Linked DNA regions of Homo sapiens: all the other regions are linked to region 3. The links are chromatin loops, found by intact Hi-C in ENCODE. Cell type or tissue: heart right ventricle. All regions are shown on one strand. Links, peaks and the distances in the headings refer to the core of each region. The heading gives the core; the rest is flanking DNA.

Region 1 (6,007 bases), core at 713-5,712, 310 kb before region 3:
ATCATTGTGGAAGACAGTGTGGCGATTCTTCAAGGATCTAGAACCAGAAATGCCATTTGACCCAGCAATCCCATTACTAGGTATATACCCAAAGGAATATGAATCATTCTACTATAAAGACAATGCACACATATGTTTACTGCAGCACTATTTACAATAGCAAAAACATGGAACCAGCCCAAATGCCCATCAGTGATAGACTGGATAAAGAAAATGTGGTACATATACACCAGGGAATACTATGCAGCCATAAAAAAGAATGAAATCAGGTCCTTTGCAGGAACATGGATGGATAAAGCTGGAAGCCATCATCTTCAGCAAACTAACACAGAAACAGAAAACTGAACACCACATGTTCTCACTTATAAGTGGGAGTTGAACAGTGAGAACACATGGACACAGAGAGTGGAACAACACATACCAGGGCCTATTGGAGGGTGGGGAGTGAGGGGAGGGAACTTAGAGGATGGGTAAATAGGTGCAGCAGATCACCATGGCACATGTATACCTATGTAACAAACCTACATGTTCTGCACATGTATCCTGTTTTTTCTTTTTTAGAAGAAATAAAGAAAAAAATCTTATGGAGAAGCTCAAAAATAAGCTTTTATTGTTTTCCTGTGAATACTAGCAGTGGTAAAAAGCATTACTCCAAAATTACAAAGAGGAGCTGTCCTGGTTAATAACTCTGAGTGCCCACAAAGCCCCAAACAAGTTTATGAAACTTTGAGACCAATACAAATGTATACTACAGGCCTCATATTTTGCTGCAGTCTGGTTCTAATTTTCCCTGTTGGGGTCAGGGTTTTGAGACACTACAATGCCACTTTTTAATGATGGTAAATTTTTAGCATTGCCTTCACATTTGGGGGTAGCATCCATTTTGATCCTCTTCCTTATCTTCTCCTTCTCCTTTGCCTTTTGCATTATGATTCTGCCTTCCTTTCTCACCCTTAGGAAGTAGACTTTCAGATCCACTCCAGTGATTAGTTGATGATTGGCGGGGCCTATCCCTTTGAGGATTATTTTGTCTTCTTTTCCATCAAATCCCCTTAGGCTCCAAATCATAGGCCTAGGGACAATATTCTCACTCCCTGTTCTTTATCCTCTCTAAACATCTCTGGCATCTAGCTTTGCACAAAAACTAATACAAAATCAGCACAATCACATTGCAAAACCTTTTGGCAGCACCTGTGCAAGCTGATTGTATGCACATACTATGTCCTGTGATCCAGCAATTACACCACTTGGCAAATACCTAACAAAAAAGGGTATATATGCATGCAAAACAAATGTGTATAGATGCTCATACCAGCACAATTCAGAACAGTAGCTAGAATAGTAACTGGAGTCAACTCATCATAAGAATCGATTAAAAATTGTGGTACATTTATTAATATAGCAATGAGAATAAATTGCAACTAACAACATGAATTTCCCTCACAAAATAATGTTGAGCAAAAGAAACTTGACACAGAAGAGTATATATTCATGTATGTGTATGTGTGTATATTATAAAAATAGGCAAAATTCATCTACGGCATAGAAGTTAGGATAGCAGGGATGGGGCTGTGGCGAATGACAGGAAGGAGACACAACGAGGTCTTCTGGGTGCTGGAATGATCTGTTTCTTGATCTGAGTTCTGGTTAGGTAGTTGTGTTCACTTTGTGTACCTTTCCATTTGCATGTTATATTGCAATGAAATTTTACTTTAAAAGAAAAAAATCACACATTGAAAATCACTCTGAGACACATTCATCTTTTTCGAAAACATACAGCCATTTCTGTACAAAATACAGCCACATAGCAAGCTCAATTCTACCACTGAACAAGCTACTTTTGATTATCATCTTAGCAGTCTTGATTATTAGTGTCAGTGGTAAAGCTTTGTACCTAGCTAAGAGCTTTTCTAGGAGAAGTAAGCATGATACCTGCAGAAATTTTCCAAATGTTTGAGAGCCTAGTATGAGTTCAGGTATTGTGTCAGTCGCCATGGTGAGAACAATGAGTCTCTGGCCTCAGAGGCCTCCTTGGCTATTTCTTTGTTTTTATTATACTTTAAGTTTTAGGGTACATGTACACAACATGCAGGTTTGTTACATATATATTACATGTGCCATGTTGGTGTGCTGCACCCATTAACTCGTCATTTAACATTAGGTATATCTCCTAATGCTATCCCTCCCCTATTTCTTGACTGTCTCACTCCCCTGCCTTTCTCCCCCCGGGCCCCATTCACATACTCTGCTGAGTCTACCATGTTGTGCCATCTCCCTCTCTTTTCTCCTGTGAATACATCAACTTTCTGTTTGTGAGACCATCCTGTAATGCAGTTGGAGGGCAATGGGGCAAGAAGGCAACTGAGAATTGGATTTCAGATATCGCTAATCATGTACCTATGTATGCCACCTCCTAGATACCATCTCCACCCCCACTCTGCTGTTCATCGCTGTTGCTAACCTGTTACCTGAAAACCTAGGCCACGATATGACCAGTTAACACACCAAAGTAATTTGAAGAATTATATGCAAGTAACAAGAAACATTTAGCGATCATCCAGAAGTGCTTACTAGTAAAGTAAGAATATGTCAGAAACATGCCTGTTGTTTAGGTACTGAGATAGACATTCTGACTCTATGGTTCAAAACCTGGGGTCCCTGGATCTCTGTGTAGGAACCAGGTCCTTAAGTTATGTGCAATATGTTAAAAAGTCACAGAAATTGCACACTTACCAACAATATTTTACAGGCTAGGTAAAGTATGAATTTTTATGTTGAACTAGAAATACATAACCTTTGTGTAGTAAGCTTGGTTACTGCATGTTGGTCACAAGTTCTGATTGGCAGTTTTCTATGACTTTAATAGATGCAAACTGGTAGACTAATAAATACGTAATAGACAGAGTTTTTCTGAAAGAAAAATTTCAAAATGTGACGTCTCTGGAGTTAATAAAATAATAAAACGGCTTTTCGGTAGTGAACAATGTGGCAAGTACTGATGTAGTTTCAGACATCTTGCCCTTCTACAGGACCAGCAGAGGGCGCTAGAATTAAATTATTCCCTTGATCCATTCTTGCTTCAAGGACTCAAGAAAAAAAAAGGTGGTGATGATTACAACGAGGCAGAGTCATGTGAAGATGCAAGAGTGACAACATACTGGGCTGGCAAGTCCATTTCATGTAATAACTTCTAAGGAATAGGAGGGGTAGCATGCAACGAGGAACAGTTTTTTTTGATGGCAGTTTTGTTTTTATTACAGTCAATAATTGCTCACAATTGTTTAGAACTAGGGCCTCCCTACTGTGCGTTCATTCAGGACATAGCTGAAAGAATAAGCCCACCTCTGACCCCCTGAAGTGTCATTTCATCAAAAGAGGCAGGTGTGAGTGTGTTGAAACAGTGACGTCTTGGCATTGCTGGGCTTGATTCCTCCTCCTCTTTCCATTGTTCCTCCAAGGATGACCCTGGAGGAATTATTTCTGGCACTAATAAGTAGGAAGGTGAGGTTCTCTTTGATGGGGGTTACAAATCTCCACTTTTTTCTCACCCAGCAGGTATTAGGAAGATGCACCCTGCCGTGCTATCCTGAAGAAAACCTCTGCCCCAGGAACAAACAGTCAGGACAGTCTGGACTCTATTATTTCATTTCTTCCACACAACTAATTGTTTGTTTCTAGAGAAACTGAACATGTGTCATCTTGTTTCACTGCTTTTGGTAACTACACATTTCAGTGATTACTATTCTACAGAGTCACACAGAGTTTCTTTAAGGCACATAACCTACTTAATTATAAGGATTCTTGTATTCATCACTTCTTCACATCTTCAATGGTCCTACTGTTTTCAACTTACTTGCTCAACCTGGATACTAGGCTTCCAAATTAATTTTATTTATTTGAACATGTTTTTATTTTATTCTTTAATTGACATATAATGATTGTACATATTCATGTGGTATGTAGGGATGTTTTGAGACACATAGTGTATAGTGATCAGATTGGGGCAAATAGCATATCTATCATCTCAAATACCTATTATTTCTCTGTGTTGGGAACATTCCTCTAGCTATTTAAGACTATATATTATTATTAAGTATAGTTATGCTACAGTGGTAGAGAATACTGGAACTTATTCTATCTATCTAGCTGTAACTTTATATGTAATTTTATATCCTTTAACACATCTCTCCCTGTCGCTCCCTTACCCCATCCTTCCCAGGCTCCACTATCCTCTGTTTAACTTTTTGTTTCTATAAGATCTACTTTTTTTAGCTTCCACATAAGAATGAGAACATGTAGTGTTTAAATTTCTGTTTCTGGCTTATTTCACTTAACATAATGCCCTCCAGTTCCATCCATGTTGCCTCAAATGAAAGGATTTCTTTCTTTTTTTATGGCTGAATCATATCCCATTGTGTATACAGACTACATTTAAAAAGGCATTCATCTGTTGTTGGACATCTAAACTGACTTTATATCTTGGCTATTGTCAATAGAGCTGCAATAAACATGAGGATACAGATGTCTCTTCAAATATACAGATTTCCTTTTTTAATTAGTCCATTTTCACTCTGCTGAAAAAGACATATCCAAGGCTGGGCAACTTATAAAAGAAAGAAGTTTATTGGACTCACAGTTCTACATGACTGGGGAGGCCTCACAATCATGGTGGAAGGTGAAAGGCATTTCTTACGTGGTGGTGGCAAGAGGGAAGAGCTTGTGCAGGGAAACTTTTGTTTTTAAAACCATCAGCTCTTGTAAGACCCATTCACATTATACAGCACATAAAAGACTTGCCCCCATGATTTAATTACCTCTCACCAGGTCCCTCCAACAACACATGGGAATTCAAGATGAGATTTGCGTGAGGACACAGCCAAACCATATCATTCCACCCATGGCCCCTCCCAAATCTCATGTCCTCACATTTCAAAACCAATCATGCCTTCCCAACAGTCCCCCAAAGTCTCAACTCATTTCAGCATTACATCAAAAATTCATAGTCCAAAGTCTCATCCAAGACAAGGCAAGTCCCTTCCTTCTATGAACCTGTAAAATCAAAAGCAAGTTAGTTACTTCCTAGATACAATGGGGGTACAGGTATTGGGTAAATAAAGCCATTGGGTAAATACAGCTACTCCAAATGGGAGAAATTGGCCAAAACAAAGGGGCTACAGGCACCGTGCAAGTCCAAAACCCAGCTGGGCAGTCAAATCTTAAAGCTCCAAAACGATCTCCTTTGACTCCATGTCTCACAGCCAGGTCATGCTCATGCAAGAGGTGGGTTCCCATGGTCTTGGGAAGCTCTATCCCTGTGCCTCTGCAGGGTACAGCCTCCCTCCTGGTTTCTTTCATGGGCTGGCATTGAGTGTCTGTGGCTTTTCCAGGCACACAGTGCAAGCTGTCTGTGGATCTACCATTCTGGGGTCTGGAGGATAGTGACCCTCTTCTCACAGCTCAACTAGGCGATGCCCCAGTAGGGACTCTGTGTGAGGGCTCTAACCCCACATTTCCCTTCTGCACAGCCCTAGCAGAGGTTCTTTATGAGATCCCTGCCCTAGCAGTAATCTTCTGCCTGGGCATCCAGGCGTTTGCATACATCTGAAATCTAGGGAGAGGTTCCCAAACCCCAGTTCTTGACTTCTGTGCACTTGTAAGCTCAACACCACCTGGAAGCTGCCAAGGCTTGGGGCTTGAATCCTCTGAAGCTATGGCCTGGGCTCTATATTGGCCCCTTTCAGCCATGGCTGGAAAAGGTGGGATGCAGGGCACCAAGTCCCTAGGCTGCACACAGCATGGGGACCTGGGGCCCAGCCTATGAACCCACTTTTTCCTCCTAGGTCTCCAGGCATGCGATGGGAGGGGCTGCCATGAAGAACTCTGACCTGCCTGGGAGATGTTTTCCCCATTGTCTTGGAGATTAACATTCGGCTCTTCATTACTTATGCAAATTTCTGCAGCCAGATTGAATTTCTCCTCAGAAAATGGGATTTTCTTTTCTATCATA
Region 2 (6,007 bases), core at 713-5,712, 230 kb before region 3:
AGGCAGGGAGGTAGAGCAGAAAGAGCACTGCATGAAATGAGGTCAGGATACCTGCTGCTGCAAATCTGCTGTATGACCTTGAGCTCTAAAGTCACAGCTGCTCCACACCTCAGCCTCCTCTTATGTCTATAAAAAAGTCTCCAACGCTAAATGCCAATGGATAAATTTAGGTGTCAGAGTTGTTAAAATTTCAAATTTCCTTTTGATATATTTTGTGTTCTTAATATCTCATGGAAAGAGTTCTCTTTCAATGCTATGCATGTAACCTACTCAACCTAAAAAATGATTATAATAAAATCATGACTGATACCAGGCAGATATAGTATCAATATATTACTGTTGATAAATAATAAAATCATGTATTTTATTTTTTATAATACTATTATAACATAATAGTATTATTTTATAATAATATAATATTATATATTATAAGACCTGTGCTCCGAAGACCCAGACCTGAGCTCCTTAGGTAGTAAGGATAGAGGCAGCCATTCCCTCGCAGTGAGAGAAAGGCCACACGCCCTTTCTTCCCCCACACACGTAGGCTAGTGCAAAACAGGGCAAGTCAATGTTTTTTTCTGCAAGAAATGTCATCTGAGGATGTCTGAGTGTGGGTAATGCTCTTGTCTACTGACTCACTGACTATGGCGGGGCCGTCAAAGCATTGCGTCTGCTGCAACATTGTGCTTTTTGGCAAGGGAAAGTGAGCAGATCTGTTTCTGCGATTGTGGTGCACTTTCCTGAGGTTAACTTTGCATGAAGCCCGGAGCTCAAGAAAGGACCACATTTCCTCAAACCAGGCTCACCAGAGTGGAGGTGGGGGAGTCAGTCTAGGAAGGCAGGGCGGAAGGATCATTTTCTATCTGCACTGTAGACAACAAGCACCTGCGTATTTTGAAGTCAGGGTTGTGCAAAAGTGATCCATTGACTCTTGCACCTGGGTCACTGCAGGAGTCCTGGAACAAGTTAGAAGGCCAAGTTATTTTCTACTGGACTCTACAAAGGTGTGCCAAACTCTCCAGCTGGGGTTCGGCACCCTTATTCAACTGGGAGCTCTAGGAGCTGCCACCTGGCATTGCCATTTTCAGCTCAGGACTCTGCCATGTGTTCTGGCCCCCACTTGTAAGCACAGCTTACTCCTTCTGAGTCAACAGAGCCATGCTTGTCTAGGGGGTAGAATGCTTGGGTTCCATCTCTGAACTCTCCCCTCACCAGCAGGCCTGGCTGTGGCTTGTCCAGTAAAATGACAGCTTCATGGTCAGCCTATGCTAGCAGGTCCAAATCAAGAGTCCTGGTCCCTGGGAAAATAGCCACACCTTATCTAAAGAGGTCAATCTGCTTGTTAGGAATACTGCCAGTGCCAGTGATTCATAGGCACACATCCCAGTTTCACACAACTGCAAGTCTGGCCATGACACTCTCTCACTCTCATACACATTAACAGACACTAGTAACCCCTCCTCTTCCCCCCGAGATGACCTGAGGGAGGGGAAACCAAAATAAACACAAGCTGTCCACGCCTCACCCCTCCCGAGTGAAAGCAGGTAACTGCTAGGCATAAATTTTCCCACTGGTCAAGCCAGAGACCCCTTTGCCTTTGGTGGCCGCATTAGTTTCTATCCTGATGGGTCCTGTTTCAAGGGCTGATCTGTGTTTAGATAGTATCAACATTTAGCATGAGGGCCCTCCCACACCCCTTTCCCTTTGGGTTTGGGAGGCACAAAATCTTCTCCTCCATTCCTTCCCTGTCCCTGTGTTGAGGATCCTCAATCACCAGTATCAATTCTCCAATCCCTCTACAGTGCTCATTATGTGACTGAATAGGGCAGGGTCAGTAGAAAAAAAATTTATGAAAATGATTACAAATAATAGTAATTTAGATTTATATGTGCTACATACTGTGCTAATAGCTTTGAACTCATTCAATTCTCTGAACACTCTAGTACGTAGGTACTATTCTCATAAAGAATAGTGCTCTATTCTACTGATGAGAAAACTGAGGCTTAGAGAAATTAAGCATTTGCCCAAGGTCACCAAGATGGTAAATGACAGCGCTATATTCAAACACAAGATGTTAACTACTATTCCATATTGCTTTCCCAATTGCCTCGCAAACTTGGCCACAGTATCAGGGAAACAGGGCTACCAGGGCCAAGAATTCAGGCCATCTGGTTAGGTTATCCAATCCAGTGTTTGTACAGCCCCCTCTGGGAGGGACGCCTACGTGGACGACATCCAGGTATTGTCTATGCCACCTTAGGAAGAGCAATTTTACAATCTTCCTTGGTAACCTGGTTCATGGTTTAATCATTAACCTAAACTCTTGTTTTAGCAGAATTTTATCAGTGCACTATTGATTGCTCTATTCTGTGTGGGAAGACATGAAAGAAAAATGCCTGTACCATCACCCTTCCCAGAACTGAAGACTGTTATAAAGTTATTCCCTTTAGCCTCCTCTACCCAACTCAACAACTTAAATGTTTCCCCAGATTTCCACTATCCGTCTCCCACTGAAATCACGGAAGCTGCTGTTGTTGTTAAAGAAGCTGAGGCTGTAATGCCAGCATTTCCATGTCATCATTATCTCTGTGTCACAGAGGCTGGAGAAAGGAGGAAGGAACTAGGGAGACCTTCAATCCAAGTTCACTCTCTGCCTCTGCACCAACAGCAGCAATCTGAGGCTCTGGCCTCCAGCAGGGCTGTCTGCATTTTCAGATAGATCTAGCCAATTCTCCTTGAAGGAACTCGAAATGGGCCCCACGGGCAACAGTGCAGTAAGACCCTGTCACGACAGAGAATGAATGAGATGACAAGACAGCGCTGTGCAAAGGGGATGCAGGAAGAGAAGGCAGGAGTCATCCACTTAGAGCTGGATCCCCAGCTGGACCTGAGCGTGAGCCTCCAGAAGAGGTCACCGCAACTCAGCTGGGAATATTCTTCTCATTGCTTTTTAGGTTATCCATCCTTGTTTCCTCAGCAGAAGTGGTGTTTCTGTTAAAGCCAGTTATTTTCTTCCCCGAAAGGTCACCTGAAAAGTGTATTTGAAGGGCCAGATCATAAGCCTGACATGCCAACACAAGTCATCAGCAGATGTTGTTTCTGGAAGGCTAAATTCAAACCACTAACCAGAAAAAAAACTGCCCTTTGATCTGAAGCACAACAACAGTAATAAATCCTCTTTATCACCTGACCAACAGGGCCTCTCTTTCCTTTGGTTTGTGACTGCCTTAGATAGCTGGCTGCCAATAAAAACTGCCCCTTTCCCTTCTAAAAGGCACAGTTCTCAGCGAGTATGAGAATGTGCAGAGTGCGCACTCAGTCACGCAGGAAATGCCCTTCTCTGGATTCAGGGGCAGCAGGGAGTATTGCTGACAGCTCAGCGCTGGTCCGGTCAAGCTCAGAGCCCCAGAATTGAGGCCCTGAAATAACAATCGACCCCTCTCCGAGGGAAAACTAGCCCCGAGGTGCGTAGTTCCCTGGGACTGGGGCTTGCTTTGTGTCTGGTGAAGAGATAAGGACACACTGCTACACTCAGGATGAGAAAGGGACAGGATGGAAAAGCAAGCACGAGCAGCCTCACGTCCTCCATGTGTTGGCTAAGTGGGGCAGGGATATTCGAAGACCTGATCTCTTCTCCCCGACCCCCTGTTCTGTGCCTCGATACTTGAGCCCTAAACTTCTGAGCAGGAACTAAAGATGGTCCATAGTTCCTAAAGATCCAAGGTCAGAAGGTCAGAGATACGGCTGAGGACATTAGAAAAGAGCCAAAGAAACCAGGTACAAGAAGAAATTTTCCACGACTCAGGTGTTTAGTAAGTAGCAGATGGGAATTACATAAAGGGGAAATAGCTTAATTTTATATCTCTCATCACAGGAAAATACTGAAATAAAGTTTCTTGGCACTGTAGCTCCCCAACACCCCAGAGCTGAGAAGCCTGCTCCTCTCTTGGCCCACCTTGTGCGCAGTTTCTGCAAACTGCTGGGCGCTGTTCTTCAGGTCTTCTGTCTTCTCCTCTGCTCGGCCTAATCGCTCTCCACGCTCATTCAAGGCCTGGCTTGCCTTCTGCACTGCGCTGGTCACGCTGTCAGCAGCTGAATGGAGGATGCTGTTTCCTGAAAGGAGGAGAGCAGGAGCATCAGAAACTGGCTCAGCTGACCCACAGTGACCAGACTCCGGCAGGGTGAGTATCCTGTAAGAGGAAGGCAGGTCACACTGCAGAAAGGCCGCTCGTCTAGTGTCTAGGAAACAAGCCGACATTTCTTTTGATTGGGTTTGACTGACGCACTTGCAGCAAGAACACCCACTGACTGCAGGACCTAGGAAAATCCTAAATGCTTCTCTATAAACTCATCACTGACATGCCAGTCATTTCCATTCTGCCAGTATTCTATCTGTGGAGGCTCAAAAGGATGGGGCCTGTCTGGATTTACAACTTGGCTTGCAAAGATAAATGAAAACGTTGACAAGTTCACAGAATTAGGCAAGTTCAATGAGACATATCTGGATCTTATGTTATTTCCTTTTGACCTGTGGTTTCGGTGAATAACCATAGGAAAACTGGGACCACAGAACTTTTCTAGATAGAATGCTCTATATTCCTTCCAATGCTTCTTCTTCATTTTACCCCTTCATCCAGCAAGTAAAGAACACCCCAAAATGTACAGCTTCATGTAAGAGCTATGATCCAGTCTCAAAGCTCAGAGTAGATGTGTCTGCTCCCAACCTTGGATTCTGTACCATGGCTCGGATGGTTGGGACTCCTTACCTCTGATCTCTAGTATGTGAAATACGGAGCCTCAGGACCATACTTAACCAGCAGGTACAAAACAGTGATAGAAACCAGCCCTAGAAGAAACTTGGTACTCCCAAACTCAGGAGTGGTGATACCAAGAAGGTTGAAAGCCATTGCATCTCAGAGGGTCATGCATTCCTGACATCCCATTTGCCGGGACTGGGCAGCAAAATTCAATAGTGAAGAACTTGCCAATGCATAAATCACTGAGAAATAGCAACTTGCAAAATGACAACCAAAGGAAATTTATAGCTGTATTTTGTTAACACTGAGTGTGAGATATTTAATGGCATTTTATATAATGACTTTATGTCTTTGAATAAGTTTATTACATCATTTAACTTTGTACCTGGGATGGATACATCTAGCCACAGATAGCTTTTAATAGAAACGCAATTTCCACTGGTCTCAGCTGCAAAGGGTTCTTAATTTCTCCTCTGTGGGCACAGTCTGTGGTTTGTGGAAAAGGATCTCAGGCAAAGAAAGTGCCTGGACTGGAGGAAGCACTTAGTAAATGTTTTTCCATTTTTCTTCTTTAATGGTGGATTTCAAGGGATTCAATTATGCACTGAGGGGAGGAGAATGGGGTTAACTCAGTGTTACTCAGTTGCATCAAGCACTACATGAACCAAGATAAATCAGCACAGATAAATAGGGAGCAGAGGAAATGCAGTTCTAGGCAAATCTGGTTGAATGCAAGGTTGGAATGAAAGGTCTGGGTCTTCAGAACAGATTTAGGAGGAGAAATCTTGGTCCCCTTTGCTTTCATATCATACTCATAACTATGATAATAACCCATCCATGCTGCTCAACACTTGAATAGCACTTTGCAATCATAAAGCACCTTCACGAATATTATCTCACTTGATTGTCACAATTCTGCTGATAGGATTGAGACTAGCAGAGGTTAAGAGGCTTGCACAATACCGTATCACTAGGGAAGTGACATGGATAGCACTTGAGCCTGGTTTCCCAGTGACTTTTCCTTATTCTCTACCTTGTTCTTTGCAGATATGGTGTTGGTTCAGAGAAGCAATCACTAAGACAGAATTGTGCGCAGACTAGCATACAGATAGGTTTTGACAGGTTATTTCCCAAGGTAACGCCTGACCGTTTCTGTCCTCAAGGTACTCCTCTTGGTAAATTAAGAGTTATTACCCATGCCACATGGAAAGTCAAGTTTTCTCAAAAAAGGAAGAGGCCAATGGGGTGGA
Region 3 (6,007 bases), core at 698-5,697:
CATAGGAAGTCATGGTGAGCTCACAGCACAGGACTATGGCGTGGGGGAAAAGGAAAAGAGCTTAAGATTGGGTTAGGTCCCAATAGTGCTTCATTACAAGCTAGGTTACACAGGACACCACACTAATACTGATCAGCTGCCCCTGAAAGCCAGCCTTCTACCCTCTTAGAGACGAAGAGAGGGTCTCAGCCACTGCCAATGCCACTACCATTCTCCAGAAGGAATGAAAGGGCTTTGCCAGGTCTAACCACCATGGGACATTTGTCGTGGGGTGTACTTCATGCTCCTTCCAGGGCCTGGGTAAGCTGTCCATTCGGAAAAGACACCACTGCAAATTCTTCTTAAACTTGTTCCCTAGGTGATCTATTCTGTCCTCCAACCTTAAGGTTCAAGCTGTCAGAACTGTACGTAACCTCCTTTCCACAAATGTCTGAGGTTTCTCCAAAAAAGGAAATGGGGTAGTTTTTAGATTTTATAAATTATAAAGGTCACCAATCCGGCACTACCCAAGGGTGATCTAAAACCTGAGACTACATATTTTACAGTATGAAAAGAAGGGGGAATCCTACCTCTTTGTAAAATACATCCATTTGAAGAGCAATCAGAATTATTAAACCTAGATAATGGTAAGTGGCACAGGCATTGGAACATAAAATGCCTAAGGAGACTTCCCAACACACCCCCAAAGAAACCTTGTCTCTGTATATGAGCTAGTAAAATAATGGCATTTCACAACAAACGTCATCTCTCTTACTATCTCCCACTCCATAAGTTAGTGATTCTATAGGCATGGTCTGTAGCACCATTAGCATCATCTGGAACTAGTCAGAAATGCTAATTCTTGGGCCTTCACCCTAGACCTAGAGAATCAGAGACTCTGGCAGTATAGCCCAACAGTTTGAGATGTAACAAGCCCTCCAGATGATTCTGATCTGAGAACCACTGCCCTAAGATTAGGGAAGATGCTGCACCTGGGGTGGCTCAGGAGCCTGTGTGAACCCTTTTTAACTGAGTGATAATCTCACCTGTTCTTGCCTTCAATTGATACTGGCTTTTAATCTTCATAGACTGATTTCACAGATTAGGATTTGAGTCCTTAGTTCAAGGTCACTATTAGAGGTCAAGTCAGAGCTCCATTCCAGGATCTGCTGACTTCTTCATCAGCCTTGAGTTTCAAACTAAGGCCTTTCTGACCGTGCCAATTCTGGGGCCTAGGACTCTGAATGTTGATAAGGCCACCCCAGTCATCTCCTAATCTACATCATGCTGCCTTCCTCAGATAAATATGAGGACTGGAGCTCCAATTCTTAAAATCAAAAGAGATGGATTTGAGGATAGAGAAAGAAAAAGGGTAAACAGATGCTTCCAAAGGCCCAAGCAACTAAACCACTTGGTGAGGAGTGGACAGAGAGGAGAGAAGACCTAGATGTCTTGTTATAATTAAGAATTAGCTCATTCAAAACAACTGAGTAAAGAGCACAGAGACAATATCTAAGACCTGAATGGTGCTTTTAAAGTTTTCTTAGCTCTTTTCATTTTCATTATCTCATCTGAGTTTACAACAACCCTGCAATGGAGGGAGGTAAGGCCACGATTATCTCCGTTTGACAGAAGAGAAAACTTAAGTTCAGAGTGACTAATCATTTGTCCATCAGCACTGTCATCAGCTGTAAAGCTGAAACTTGACCTCAAGTCTGTCTGACTCTAGAACTGTGTAGTGTATCCACATTATGTGATTCGCACATCTAGAAATCGGCCCCAAAGCAGACTACCCTCAAGGAAAAAGCAAAGAGAAAAACAGGCAGCAGAATGGTGAGCCCCTAAATCCTGGCACTTGAGCAGTGTGAGGGTGTCCCTTTAAGAACGTAACACACAAACCCAACAGCCAAGGTGTTCAGCCAAAAAAGAAAAAAAGAGAGGCATATTTCTAGCCTGCATAATCATTTCTGGACCGATTCCCACTAGCAGCCTCTGAGACGAACAGCAGCTCACAGCCTCGGCTGAAGCTCCTCCACCCCCAGGGTGGCTCTGACTAGGGCGCAGCTCTGACTAGTGTGCAGGCAAAACCCCAAAACTCAAAACAAGAAGTGAAAAAAGTGGAGCCAGGAAAAATTCGTCGGCATCCTCCACAGCCTTACAATCCGCACAATGCCAGTTCCAGGGTCCTGGGGTCGCCCGGAAGGCAATCTTAGGAGAGGGTGGAATGAGATGGAAGTTCCTGCGGACCTACCGATCCTATTCTCTCCCACCCAGTCCCTAGGGAAGCGTAATAGGAAGGGGAGAAGGTTCGTTATGAAATCCTGGGGCCAGAACCAAGGGCAGATACACCCCGGGGACTTTCTCCTAAAGAACAAGATGTCTTTCCAAATTCTCCACCTGCAGGTCCTGTCCTCTGTGAAGATGAACGGGGTGGGGTGGTGAGGTGGCGGGGTGTTGTAAACCTGAGGAAAGGTTGGAGGGAAAATCAAGCCACCCACCTACTCCAGCCACGTTGCCCGGCGGTGTTGGTGAGGCTCGATGCCGGCGTGCACGGCAAGCGCGAATTCGGAACCTGGCGCCCTTGACCAAGCCTGAGATCGGAAAGGGGGCATCGCCCAGGGCCAGCGCCCTGGGGGCAGGGTGCCGTGCCCGCCAGAAAAGCTCGCCTCAGTTTTGGCAGTAATGATTTTCCTAGAAGATGCCAGAGTTCGCGAAGATCGGAGTGATTCGCGGATTTCTGCGCTCAAGCTAGAGGCGCAGCGACCCCGAGCTCCCCCACACTGGGAGCCTCGGGGCAGCATTCTCGGGGCCCATGCCATCGCGGGGACGGTGCGGAAAAAAAGGCTCCATCCTCAACTTTCTCGGAGGAAATCGCTCCGTTCTGCGGCTTGCCCAATACTGCCCGCACAACGGGTCCCAGGGTTGGAGAGAACCAGGGACACGAGTCCCTCTCTGCGCGCACAAAGCAGCTGCGCCGGGGCGCGCGGCCCCCTCTCCCGCCACCCGCCAACTTGGAAGAATCTCTCTGGGAGCCTGCCTACTCCCCTGGCCTCACAGCCACCCGCCTCGGACGGAGCGCCAGGCGCCCCAACAGCCGTGGCGGCTGCAACCGCATCTCCCGGGCTTGGCCTCCGCCCTGACCGCCTGGCTCCCCTCGCCCCGGTCCTACCGTGCAGCCTGGCTCGCGCCCCTGCCGTGCCAGTGCGCGGCACGCGTCCCAGAGCACGAGGCTCCTCCCCGGGGGGCTGCCCCGCGCGGGGCTCCGGGCTCCGGACAAGGCTTAGCCGGCCCGGGTGCTGGCTCGCCGCCGCTCGCGGCTCCCGCGCCGGCTCCTGCTGCCGCGCGCGAAAAGGGAGGGGTTGGGGGGAAACTCCCGGCAACTCCAACTCCGGGCGCTGGAGCTCCAGCTGCAGCCGCGCGCCCGCCCGCCGCCGAGTGCGAGCGCCTGCGAAGCAAACCTGCCCGCGCGGCCGCCTCTGAGCATGCTCAGTGCCGCCGTGGGCGAGCCCGAGCGCCCTGGCCCGGGGCAAAGAGCAGCGGCTAGGGGCTGGGGGCTGGGGGCCGGGACCCGCGACCCGCCCCAGGCCTCGGAGCGCGGAGGTGGCAGAGGAAGGGAAAGGCCAATGTAGGGGCGGGGGCCCTGAGCCAAAGACCCGGGAGAAACCGATCTGGGTGCAAGAGCCGGTGCGACTTTCACGGCTTGTGGGAAGTTTGTGGGCTAGAAAGGTGGGCTGCTTCTGTGAGCTTCTCTGTGAGACTATATTCGAAAGGACAACCAGGAAACATTTTTTTTTTTCTCTAGGAAAAAACGAATAGACCCAGCCGATGGGTTTTTATCCTGTGCGCTCCTTCCTTTATTCTTACGATAGCAAACTCAAAGATCTAATGGGGCCTGACAGGCACTGTAACTGGGGGAAGGCGAACTGGAGAGAGCTCCGAAGGCAGGGCCGCTTATCTGCTCTCAGGGTCCCTTGCTATCGGGCAAGAATTAGACCTAGTGTTGCTAGATTTTCTGATTTTTCCAGAAATGACGGAGTATATTCATGTACAATATCCTGATTTGTAAAATCTTGATAACAAATTCAATTTTCTCAAAACACCCTGGACTAAACAAAACATATCTGCGTCCCCTCCCTGCTGAACCCCCCAGACAGTGATTTGAGCATTGTGATTCTGCACTCTTTTAGCGAAGTGGTGCTGAGTGCTCACTGTGGTTTGGGAAAGTGCTGGAAAGGATCCAAGATGATTCAGAATATCTTCGAAGTACTACTAGTTACTAGGGGAAATGGGTTTTCCTGACAGTAGAGCGCTACACTTAAATGCTGGAGCGTTCAAGAAGAAAGACGTTACTAATGTAGAAAGCGGTTGTAAGAACTAACTTTTGGGAAACATCATTAGTAAAAGTATCTGTGTGGGGAGTCACTGCAGGGCCGATAACAGTGCCCCGGAAGGCACTTTTGAGCCTGAAGCAATAGGAAAAACCCCTAAACTTACCCTGTCTTTATTTAAAATTTTGTTATTTTTCATCATGCATTTTTGATATTAATTTTGATTTTTTTAAATATTCCATTAAAATATTAACCTTGATTACTGAATTCTTTGGTGAACCTTTAAGTGCTGTGACTCACCTCACCCTAGCCTGGCCCTGTTGGGGTGTTAGATGGTGGTACACAGACCTGCTTGTTTGGAGTGCAAGGGGTAAGCATTAGCATAGTGAAATAGGAAAGAGGGTTTGAGCTGTGGATGGGGGCTCAGGCAGAAGTCCTGACTGTCAGTCTGTGGCTCCTGCACTTAGTTTGTAGACTACGTGGAGATAGCAGAGATGCTGGGGGAGGAGACAATCCGAACTGAATTCTGTGAAGATGGACAGGGCAGCAGACCCAGGAAGATGGTTTGGAGGGGAAGAATGGGAGAAACGGGGATACCTAGGATATCATAAAACTGATACCCTAGGTATCCCCATTTGGTAGCTACAGTTTTATGAAAATCAGAGAAAATTGCCTGAAAAAGTAAGTTTCTTTTGCTCTGCCTATCTCTGTAGAGACATGTCATGGGGCTACCTTAGTGCCAATGAGTAGTGTGCCGGGGTCCTGGTCTTAACCTCAGCCATTTCCCTACCAGGCTTCCATGGGCAAGTGGCTCAACCTCTAAGCTTCACTTTCCTCATCTGTGGAAGGGAAAACAATTCTCATGGCGTTTTTGTGAGAATCCAAAGAAATGTATGTCTAAGGGCTTTGAAAATGTTGAGAGTTCTTACCTACAAGTCATCTATGTAAAATTTGAATTGAAATAAGGGCCTTTTTGCTTGACAAAAGCTCTAAGTAGCAAGCTTCTTTAATTTAGCAAGCCTTTCTAATGTGTTGGGATGATATTTACAAAACTTTGGAATCAGCTTTTGGGTAACTCAATAATTTTGTGAAGTAAGATACTACTGTACTAGCTTCTATTGCCAGTCATCTCCCTCTACTACCTTCCTTTTTTATCTTCACTTGCCTCTTTTTGTTCTCAATATTGCAGATCTAGTCAAGAGGACTCTCTCCCTCTGTACAAAGTGTTCTCTAACTCATGTACCGGTCATCACGGTAGTGTCTGCCTCAAACACCTGGGACCTACCTTAGTGTGGGAGGTGATTCTCCCTGCAGGTAACCTAATTTGTTGCTGCATTCATGGAGAACAAACCACTGCTTATCTATGGGAAGCATTTTAAGCATGCAGACCTCTCAAAGAAAACAAAAACAAAAACAAAAACAAAAAAGACCGTGGATGTTTAAACAAGAAGCCTTCCAGAAGTCATGTAAAGGAGGAAGTACCTAGCCCAGGATCTGTCACATAACAAGTAGTTACAAATATTTGCAGAATAAATAGCAATTTCCATCGTCAAAGTCTTCTGCATCTGTTTCACCTCCCACAGTGCCTAGGATTTTTTTTTTTTTTTAATCACAATAATGGTAAGGTCATAAAGAAGAACAAGAAGAACAGGAACTAAACATTTATGCAGGGAGAGGTTCTGTACTTTAACAAGTGAAAT

What was found. A loop is a pair of places that touch in the nucleus more often than their neighbours do. Peaks named below come from ENCODE experiments on the same cell type or tissue, not always from the same donor. Only the 100,000 strongest peaks of a DNase experiment are listed, where the experiment ranks them.
Region 1: a loop joins it to region 3, with 4 times the contacts of the local background. A loop is called at or near these places in 45 of 110 quality-filtered maps.
Region 2: it touches region 3 in a loop (3-fold over the local background); 74 of 110 quality-filtered maps call a loop at or near these places.

What each region holds. Positions count from the first base shown.
Region 1 is chr14:24,732,060-24,738,066 of GRCh38, forward strand. No RefSeq gene overlaps it. Among named protein-coding and RNA genes, the nearest start is that of GZMB, 100 kb to the left of the region's middle. In heart right ventricle, for the core only: a CTCF peak has its summit at 3,033 (motif pointing right); a DNase peak (open chromatin) is centred at 3,040.
Region 2 is chr14:24,815,082-24,821,088 of GRCh38, forward strand. It overlaps STXBP6 (syntaxin binding protein 6), which reads right to left. Exons shown (of 6, transcript NM_001394410.1): 5 at 3,956-4,113. It overlaps LOC124903293 (a long non-coding RNA gene), which reads left to right and starts at 3,277. Exons shown (of 2, transcript XR_007064089.1): 1 at 3,277-3,812; 2 at 3,909-6,007. In heart right ventricle, for the core only: a CTCF peak has its summit at 2,906 (motif pointing right); DNase peaks (open chromatin) are centred at 1,324, 2,163 and 2,837; H3K27ac peaks cover 3,390 bases.
Region 3 is chr14:25,046,730-25,052,736 of GRCh38, forward strand. STXBP6 (syntaxin binding protein 6) reads right to left here and starts at 3,418. Exons shown (of 6, transcript NM_001394410.1): 1 at 3,149-3,418. It overlaps LOC124903295 (a long non-coding RNA gene), which reads left to right and starts at 3,615. Exons shown (of 2, transcript XR_007064091.1): 1 at 3,615-3,705; 2 at 5,497-5,861. In heart right ventricle, for the core only: no CTCF peak of the experiment used is centred there; DNase peaks (open chromatin) are centred at 2,052, 2,632, 2,948 and 3,392; H3K4me3 peaks cover 4,016 bases; H3K27ac peaks cover 3,419 bases.